Linked DNA regions of Mus musculus: region 2 is linked to region 1. Evidence: chromatin loops called from intact Hi-C (ENCODE). Cell type or tissue: gastrocnemius. All regions are shown on one strand.

Region 1 (5,000 bases):
TTCCTTGGGCAGGCTAATATCCATGTTTAAATTAATCTGCGTAAATGATTCCCATGAAGCAGGGAGTGGGATCCACATTTCACCTTAAGGAGTCAGCAGCAAGGGTCAAGGGACTTGGCTCCAAAACTCTTGGTGATTCACAAGCACCTCCTAGCTCACCTTAGCAAAGGGAGTAGGAAGGGCCACAGGAAGCCCTTGGAAGACAGGGAGAGGTCCAGTGAGCTGGGATGGGGTGGGGGCTGATGTGGTTTGAAAGTTAGGCAAAAGCTCAGGAGAGCTGAGGGGACTTCTGTGAAGGACCAGCCTTTGGCGGGTGCTGGAGGGTAGCACAGAGGCCCTGGTTTCTCAGAAGGAAACCTCTAGAAGGACAGGGAAGGGGTTAAAGGAATCTGCTCTGTAGCTCATTTTCTCCATACCCACCCATCTTTGCTATTAACATGTCATGGCTCTGTGGAAAGCTGTCTACACTGAGGCTGTTTGCAGGAGAGTCTGGGCACACTACAGGTGTTTGTGTGATCTCTCTATGCCAGGGCACTGCTTATAAGAGAATCTTTCTGTGCCATGACCCTGTGGCTACTACCCTGCCAGTGCTGTGGTACTCTGTGGGTGGTACTCTCTCTTTGTGCTGTGATTTTCTGTAAGTCTTCCTCCCTCCTTCCCTCCCTCCCTTCCTCCCTTTCCCTCTCCCTCCCTTTCCCTCCCTCTCTCTCCCTCTCTTTCCCTCTCTCTTATTCTCCCTCCCTCCCTTCCTCCCTCCCTCTCTTCCTCTCCCTCTGTTTTTCTCTCTCCCTCTCCATTCCTCCTTCTTCTCCCCCTCCCTCCCTCCTTCCTCCCTCCACCTCATTTCATCTCCCCCTCCTTCCTTCCCTCCCTCTTCTCTCTCTCTTCCTCCCTCCCTCTCTCTCCCTCTCCCTCTGTCTTTCTCTTTCCCTCTCCTTCCCTCCCTCCCTTTCTCCTCCCTCTCTCTCTTTTTCCCCTCCCTTTCTCTTTTTCCCCTCCTTCCTTCCCTCCCTCTCCCTCTCTCATTCTCTTTCTCTCTTCTTCCTTCCCTCCCTCTTTTTCCCTCTCTCCCTCCCTCTGTCTCCCTCTCTCCATCAACCCTCCCCCTCTTCTGTGCCTCTGTTTGAGTGACACTCTAAGTCCTACTTCCTCTCCTCTCATCATGTTCCTTTTCCATGTTTTATAAAAGATGGAAGAAACTTTAAAATCTCCAGAAAAGAGACACATGATGAGACTTTCTTTTGAGTTAATTTTGTGATGTTTTAATATTTAGGCACACACATGAAACAAACAAACAAACAAACAAACGCTCCACTCCAGTTAGAGAAACCCCCGTGGACATGTAGACAATGAAGGGAGGCCTCTCACATCCCACACGGGTTCTTCCAGTCTTAGCACGTGTGTGCGCTCAGATCTGCAGCTTCGTATGGGGAGATTTGGCACTGTGGAGGTGTGTCCGGTGAGGTTGTAGCAGGTGGTCTCCTTAGCCAAATCGTACTGACAATTTTTTAATAGATCATATAATATTTGAAAGATATTCAAATTATTTTAAAGCAGACATTTTCATGATATATCCTCCAGTGTCAGGTTTTCTTGAGAAATTGGGAGCTCTGGTGTAGACGCTGTCTGTCCCTGGGGAAGGGCCAGACTCCTGTTTATGGCACCTTCAGCACAGGTCTTGGGGCCCTGGCATGTACTATCACTGGTTTAGAAAGTTGTAGACTTGGAAGACCTTCCACCTGTTGGGTTGAGGGACTTTGGGGCTTACTGGAGTTTCCCCTCTCACCTGTCAGCCATATGTGTGTGTGTGAACCGGGACCTGTGGTGGAACGAGTTTTTGGAACAAACACTTCCTGGTAATCTATGGACTTGGAAGGAAATCTCCTTGGCACCGTCTGTGATAATTTAAACCATTTCTTTCTTTCTTTCTTTTTAAAATTATAATGTGTTTTTAAAATGTGATTTTATAAATTATCATTATTTTAAAAGGGCCACGTTGTCTACATGGTGCTTTATAGGGTCTATCTGGCCACAGCTGGAGCACTTCTGGGTGTTTTATGGCAAATTATTCTCACATTACCCTTTAATGCAGGAAGGGCTGCCTGTTGTCTGAGCTCCCCGGGTCATACAGAAACCCCCAGCCTTGATACAAAACAGCTGTCTGTGTTCCAAGGAGGAGTGTTTCAGGCAGAGGCAGAAGGAAAAAGGGTTTCATGGCTGGTGGAGTTTTAAAAAAAGTTTAAATTACTCTTTCCTTGCTATTTAAATGTGATTTAATTTTGTTACCAACACATTGTGTAAACCTAAGAGAGAAGGGGGTTTGTTAAGTGTGTTCTGGCAATACTTACAGTATGTCCTGAGGGGGTGCTCCCCAGGGAGGCCAGCACAAATCTCCTGCTGACCTCCATGTCCCTGGGCCTCAGTCTGGCTGGGCCAGGGTCAGAGGCCAACTCACAGACCTCCCTCCCCTTTCTCCTCTGGGTCCCTGCTGAGACCAGCAACAAAGGGGCCAATTGTTGAAGACATACCCTGGTCTGAACAGCCTTGAGCCTCTCTGAATGCCAAAGTGTATCCATGCACACTGGTGTGTGTGTGTGTATGTATATACATAGTGTATGTATGTATGTACGTGTGTGATGGTTCTTGCCCATATATTCATGAAGCATCTGTGCAAACATATGCATTCACACATATGCACATGTGAACAAGCATGTGGGCATATAGGTACTGTGAGGATATGTTTGTAAGTCTATATAAATGTGTGTTCATGTATATGAATGGATGTTTCCATATGCATACTAATGCATTTGTGTATAGATGTGAGGATGCATGCATGTATGTATGTATGCATGGGGGGGAGGGGTGTGTGTAACTTGATTAAAGCATTTCTGAGTTACTGTTGCATCTTAGCAGCACCAGTGGCCTCGGAAGCTGGACTGTCCAATGGTAGCTCCTAAGGCCGAGGGGATAAAGGAGCTGGTTTCTTAGCAGGTTGCACAGCTACCTCTATGTGGTACTCGCCCTGGTATGGAAGGTTTGGATACATTGCTCCTTACTTATTTTCCCTGTAGGAAGCAGACAGAGCAGCCATAAGCCTTCTCCTCATGCAGCAGCTCTTAGCTGCTCATTGGCCTATTCTGACCTGGGCTTCCAAGCTAAGCCCTCCAGAGCTTTTCTGTTCCCTTCCTGTCCCTTCCTGGGGCTGCCTGTTAGATCCAGTACATTCTGTGAGGAGCAACTATGAGATGTCCTGACCTCATCAACACTCTGACCTAGTTCCCTCTAAGCCACAGGGCTCTGCACTGTGTGCCATCATTTTGGTCCTTAACATGGACTCTTACAAGTGGTTTGTTAGGATCGGTGGCTGGACTGGCCTTGGGTATGTCTCAGCTCTGTCTGCTGGCATCTTTGGGGCTCAGATTTTCCTTTTTAACAAAATTGTTCCTAAAAAATGACAAGACTCAAGTGACTCTGAAGGTGGGGTGAGGATGAGAAATCTCCCATTCCTGACTGGTCTTCCTCTGCAGTCGCTCCTCCCTGCATCCCTCAACAGCACAGCTGCCAGGGAATGGCTTTCTGCCTTCTCTCCCGTCTTGTCCCCCACCCCCAGCCCCTGTTTCCTCTTTGCTCCCAGCAAGAGCTTATCTTTCAACTGTGGAAAAGCCACCAATTAAACTTTACTCCAAAGCTTATCAAAATATTCAGTCGGTAAAATTATCTTATAATTAGCTGAACTGTAAGCCAGAAGTCTTTAACCATAGGAAACGGTAACGTGACCCAGCGTGTGGAGTCTGTAAGTTGCTTGTCCTGGCCTTGGCTGCAGTTGCCGCTTTTTGTTCTTTCCCAGTCATTTCCTCCCTGTTCTGCATGTTCTTAATGGTCCCTGAGGCCTCAAAGAAAATATACTACTAAGATTAGCAGAGATAGATAATGGAACAAATTCAGTTAAAAGTAATATAAGATCTACTTGATTTTTAATATTTTATGCATGTACATTTATATGCACTTTGTGTCTATACCTGTTCATGCATGTGTGTGTGCATATTTGTTGGGGGATGTGCATGTGTATGGAGGTCAGAGGACAGGTCCTGTTCACCTGTTTTATTTATATATTAGATGGAATCTTTCTCTGGCTTGGAACTCACCAAGTAGGCTAAACTGGCTGACCACTGAGTCCCAAGACTACCTGCCTGCTCCTCTCTGAAGCTGGGATTACAAGTGTCTCTTATTACATCCAGTTTGATTAGTGAGGTTTTGAATGGGGTATTGAACTCAAGTCCTGCTTGCAAAGCAAGCACTTTATCAACTGAGCCATCTTCTTAGCCCCTGCTTAATTAATTAATTATTAAGTAGACGTATGCCTACTTTCCCAGATTCTGATGTCTTGCCATGACTGGGCCTGTATTTTGGATGACTGCAGTGGTAACTCGGAGCTAAATTATTCTGGAGCCTTGCTGTTCCAACACTATCCAGGGCATTCTGTGGCATGGCCGGCTGGACAACCACTGGGCTTTCTTCTCTCAGTTCGTTCCTTTCACAGAGCTCTCCTTCCCCTATGTGTTCTCCATTCTTTCTATGATGCCACTGAACATGGCAGCATCAGGCATGCCATCTGTCACCCTCCACCCACATCTCCTGGGGACAGCAAGGAAACAGGGATGGTGTTTGGGATCCTAAGGTGCAGTTTAGGCTTTCATGCAGAAGCGATAGTACAGGGTACTTTGGGTCTTAATTGCTGTGAGCTCCTGAAATTGGTAATGCCATGGGCTGGCATTAATGGGCTCAGGAGACTTACGTGGGTTCACTGGACACTGATTATCACCTTTTCTATAGTGAAATGCTTCCAAAATTCTAAAATCAAATTGAAAATTAAGTTTTGTGATGCACTAACATTTTCACAGATTACATATAGTATTAGTACTGTAGTTAATATTGATTGTTTTCTGTATTTGTCAGAGAACAGGCATACACATCTACACAGTTACAGTTAAAGAACACCT
Region 2 (5,000 bases), 160 kb after region 1:
CCTCTTCCTGCATCTCTTAGCTTGTCTGTGGGTACCCAGAAATCCCTCCTCTTTCTTTCTGCCCAATAATTGGCCCTTGGCATCTTTATTGATCCATCAAGAACCAATTGGGGAACAGGAACTTAGCATCAAAACCACCCCCTACAGACAAGGGTTGGGGATGGGAAGCTCATTTGGTTGAATGCTTATCTAGCATTTACAATGTGCTGAGCCATTCCCCAGAGCTGCAGAGACCAAGTGTGATGCCACATGCTTGTAGTAATCCCAGAACTCTGGAGGTGGAAGAAACTCAAGGCCATCTTGTGTTGCATAGCAAGCTTGAGGTGGACCTTAGATATATGAGACCCTATTTAAAGAAGAGCGTGTCATAGAACTGTTCACAGATCTCTCTGTGTGTCTCTGTGTGATCTGTGTCTGTGTGTGTGTGTGTGTGTGTGTGTGTGTGTGTGTGTGTGTATGTGCATCTAAGTTCACCTCTTTTGTTACTGTTTCACTCTGTAGTCAGGCTGACCTGGAACCCATTGTGTGGCCAAGGCTGTCCTTGAATTTGCAGCAATCTTTCTTCCTGCTGCTTCATCTGAAATTGCAGGTGTGAGACTCCATGTCCAAATATGAGTCCGCATTTATTGAGCACACACTCTCGCAGGCATTGTTGGCAAGATGGTGCCTTTGCTTCTGCGTGAGTGAGGATGTGGGTCTTAGCCACATCTCAGATAACCAAGGACAAGGTACGCAGTCATACTCCTTAAAACCAGATACTCCTGTGGTCCAGGATGTGACTTGGAGACAGTTTCTGGATTCTTCTAATCCTCCTCGGTAAAATCAGAATATTTTCTTACATATGATAATCACATTATGCCTGTGCTTGGCACATGCAATGTGCTTAGTGTGTTTTACGAGACAGGCCTTTCCTACCATTGGGACGTCAACTCTGTGTTTCTCTGGGAACGTGTGCTGGGAGTTCCAACTCTGCACCTCAGAACACCACCTCCCCCCAACCCCAGGCAAGTTTAACACATTTTGGAGAAAGAGGATTCTGGTTCAGTAGGAGCTGGTGCCCAGCCAGGGACAGGCATCAGTCTGCGGGGGGTGGTGCAGGGGGCAGGGGGGGAGCAGGGTGGCAGAACAGAGTGCTCTAAGATGAAAACATGCTCTGGTGTCTTCATCTCCAACCAGGAGGCTGCATTCTGGAGGCAGGAGCATCTAGCCTGGGGCATCTAGTCTGTGTAATAGGGCTCTCCTATGGTCAGTGTGACAGCTTAATGGATAAGGGTACTTGCTGCCTACTGTGAAGATCTGAGTCTGAGCCCTAGAAACCCACACAGTGAAAGGGGATGAACTGCTCCCTCCAGAAATGACTGCCCCTTCCCTCTCAAAAAAACAAAAAAACAAAAAAACAAAAAACAAAAAACAAAAACCAGTAGGGTTCTGCAGAGGGACAGAACCAAGAAACCATATATGTGATTAAAAGAGAGGATTTATTGCATTGGCTTACGTTCTCTGAGTGAAGCTTTGCTGGCTGGAGAACTTTGTAAGCTGAGAATCATTAGCTGTAAGCCCAAGAAGCTAGAGGCCAGCAGACAGTGAGCAAGTGCTGAGCCTCACAGAGACACAGCCAGGAATAGACCAGGAGGAACTGATGAGCTAATCTGCCTGGTTGAAGAACGTGGTGGGCACAGAGCACATAGGTGGGCTAGGAGAAGACCTGGACCAGGCACTTGCTGCAGCCCTGGTGGGAAAGCCACCATAGGAGCCTTAAAATGGGTTCCCGGGGAGGTAAAAAAGGCAGAGAGTACCCCATGACTTTGGAGATACTGAGGGAAAGTCCAGGGCTGAGATTGTAAAAGAGGGATGTTTGGGTCAGGTGACGTTGGCAAAGAGGAACCATGCCTATCCACTCACCCAGTGTACTGTTCCCTTGGGCCAGGCACCGTGCTGGGGTTAAAGTGCCCACATTCCACTGGTCAGGTCAGGAAGGGACCCAGGTATCCCTGAAACACCCAGAAGAAGGAGACTATCAGCCACAGTGCTGGCCCGCAGAGCTTTGTCTAAATGTGCTTTCATTCTCTCAGAACACGAAAACAGGCGGGCAGCCAGGGTCCTGCTGTGGTTCTGTGGCCAAAGCCTGGCCAGGCTCTTGCTGTTTTTCCTCTCTGCTTCCATGTTGTGAGTTAAACTGTCCCCAACAGAAGGGTATGTTCAAATCCTAGCCTTCGTGACCCGTGAATGCCAACTTAATTGGAAAAAGGGCCTGTGTAGCTATAACCAAGTTATCAGCGAGGAAGTCATCCTGGGGCGCATGGACTTACTCCGGTATGCCTGGTGCCCTTGTAAGAAGGGGGGAGATACACAGAGGCAGATGCAGGGAAGGAAGCTGTGACAGTGGCTACCAAGATCAGAGCCCCACAGTGACAAGAGAAGGTAGACCAGAGACGGCCACCACCTGAGGCTAAGCAAGGCAGGACGGCATCTTAGGATGGAGTGGGGCCTGCTGACACCTTGGTTTCAGACCCAATATCTAGAGTCTCAGGCCCCTGAGACTGTGGTCATTTCCTATAGCAACCCCCAGAAGCCAGAAAGCTCTGTAGGTGTAGCTTTCCTCTGTTCTCACTGCTGTGTGGTGGCTGGCTTGTAGGTGTGGAAAGAACAGAAAAAAAAAAAAAAAAAAAAAAAAAAGCACGTGCCAGCCTGGGTGGGGTCTTTTCAGGAAAGTGGTGGCTTCCACAGAGTGCCCTGCAGACAGACAATTGTCTGTTCTCGCCGGCCTCAGAGGCTGCATGCGTAACCCCAGTGACAGAGAAATTTTGTAGAGAATCATCCTCTATATACAAGTATGCATACACACATACAGAATTTATATATTGTATAATTTTAAACTTATTAATCTAGGGTATTTGATTACTGAGCTTGAACAAATGCATGTGGTCAAATAGCTCTCACCAAATCTAGACAGAATACCCCCATCACTCCAGAAGGTCCCCTCAAGCCACTTTGTCATCTGTCAATCTCTACTTCCAAATATGGTTTCTGTACAACTCTGAACTTTTCTTTGCTATAGACTCACAGGGCCGTTTCTTTCATCTGTGTTTTGCATAATTTATTGTAAACTGAATAGTAAGCCTTTTGCTTCTGGCTTCTGTTACTTTACACAGTGCTTCTGGGATCAGGCAGCTGTGGCTGTGTGTCTGTGGATGTTCCTTGTCTCTACAGAGTAGAATTTCTGTATAAGGTCTATTCTATCTGTATGCCCAGTAACCAATTGTTACATTGAAACCACTTTAGCGATTATGAATGAAACATTTTCTAACAACTCTTTCCCAAGACAACTGTTTCAATTTATCTGTGCAAACACTTCAGAGTGCAATGACCAGCTTCTCTGGTGGCTACATGCTAAATTTTTTTTAAAGGAACTACCAGACTGTTTCCAAAGTGGCCACAGCACCTTGCATCCCTACCAGGGATGTGGTCTCAGCAGCTGACCATTCTTGCTCAAGCTCTGATCGCCAGTCTTACTCACTGTTGCCATGGTGGGTGTGAAATGGCTTCCCACTGTGGTCTCGATTTGCATTTCTCAAACCCTCTCTGTGTGTTTATTTTCCATTTCAGATACAGATGGGCAAAGTGTCTGCTCAAAGGTTTTGCCCATGTGTTTAAGTGGGTTTCCCTTTCATGGTGTATTTTATTATAAGTCATTCCTTTCCACTTATCTGTAATGCTGATACACACACACATACATACATACACACACATATATGTATATATATATATATACATATATGTGTGTGTGTGTGTGTATGCATATATATACATATACATACATACACATATATATATGTATATATATATACACATATACACACACACACACACACATATATATATATATATATATATATATATATATATATGTACATGGTAGCTTTTTAAAGTCTGTCATATACATGGTTGGCAAACATTTCCACTACTCTGTTACCTTTTATAGCAGTGTGCTGCAAGAGTAAAGGACTTATTAAAATAAAGTTTTCCATATCGTAGCTCATGAACTTTTTGTCTAACCCAGTGTGGCTAAGATTTTCCTCCTGTAGTTCCTAAATTTCTATAAGTGTAGCTCTAAAATTTAGGTCAGCAAATCACTTTTGCCCAAAGTGTGCAGTATGGGCTGAGGTTTGCTTGGGTTTGTGTGTGTTCATGCATTTATCCTGGCCATATTCCTTCAGAACATCACTTCCCTGTCTTCAATTACCTTAATGACTGTAGATGTGTGGCTGTATTTCTGGGCTCCCTGATTGCTCCATCCCTCCATATTTCTTTTATTTTTAAAGATCTATTTATTTATTTGTTTGTTTATTTATTTATTTATTATATTTAAGTACACATATAAGTAGTAGCTGTTTCAGACACATCAGAAGAGGGCATCAGATCTCATCACAGATGGTTGTGAGCCACCATGTGGTTGCTGGGATTTGAACTCAGGACCTCTGAAGAGCAGTCAGTGCTCTTAACTGCTGAGCCATCTCTCCAGCCCCCATATTTCTATCCTTAACCCAACTATATTCCATTGTGCTAACTGCAGCTTTATCTTTAAATCAGACCATGTGAATCTTTCAAGGTTTTTCTTTCTCAAAACCACCTTTGCCTATTCAAGGTTCTCTGTTGTCCCTACAGCTTCTGTCCTCACACGTTCTTACCAAAGCTGAAAGCTGGCTGGAGTTTTGATGGGCATGTGTTGACTTTGCACATCAGGATGACAAATGACATTGTAGCAATATCAAGGTTTCCCATCTGGGAACATAGCAATATCTCCGTCCATTTAGGGGCCTTTGTAAATTTCTCTATGCCAAGGATATTGCAACCCTACAGAAAGACCAACAATGTCAACTAACCTGGACCCCTGGGACCTCCCAGAGACAGAGCCACCAACCAGAGAGCATACATAGGCTGGTCCAAGGCTCCAGGCACGTATGTACCAGAGGACTGCCTTGTCTGACCTCAGTAGGAGA

What was found. Peaks named below come from ENCODE experiments on the same cell type or tissue, not always from the same donor. Only the 100,000 strongest peaks of a DNase experiment are listed, where the experiment ranks them.
Region 2: a loop joins it to region 1, with 2.0 times the contacts of the local background. A loop is called at or near these places in 2 of 42 quality-filtered maps.

Annotation. Positions count from the first base shown.
Region 1 is chr2:127,905,398-127,910,397 of GRCm38, forward strand. The region is part of intron 8 of Acoxl (acyl-Coenzyme A oxidase-like); the gene reads left to right. Among named protein-coding and RNA genes, the nearest start is that of Acoxl, 53 kb to the left of the region's middle. In gastrocnemius, no CTCF peak of the experiment used is centred here; no DNase peak of the experiment used is centred here.
Region 2 is chr2:128,065,706-128,070,705 of GRCm38, forward strand. The region is part of intron 14 of Acoxl (acyl-Coenzyme A oxidase-like); the gene reads left to right. Among named protein-coding and RNA genes, the nearest start is that of Bcl2l11, 58 kb to the right of the region's middle. In gastrocnemius, no CTCF peak of the experiment used is centred here; a DNase peak (open chromatin) is centred at 2,092.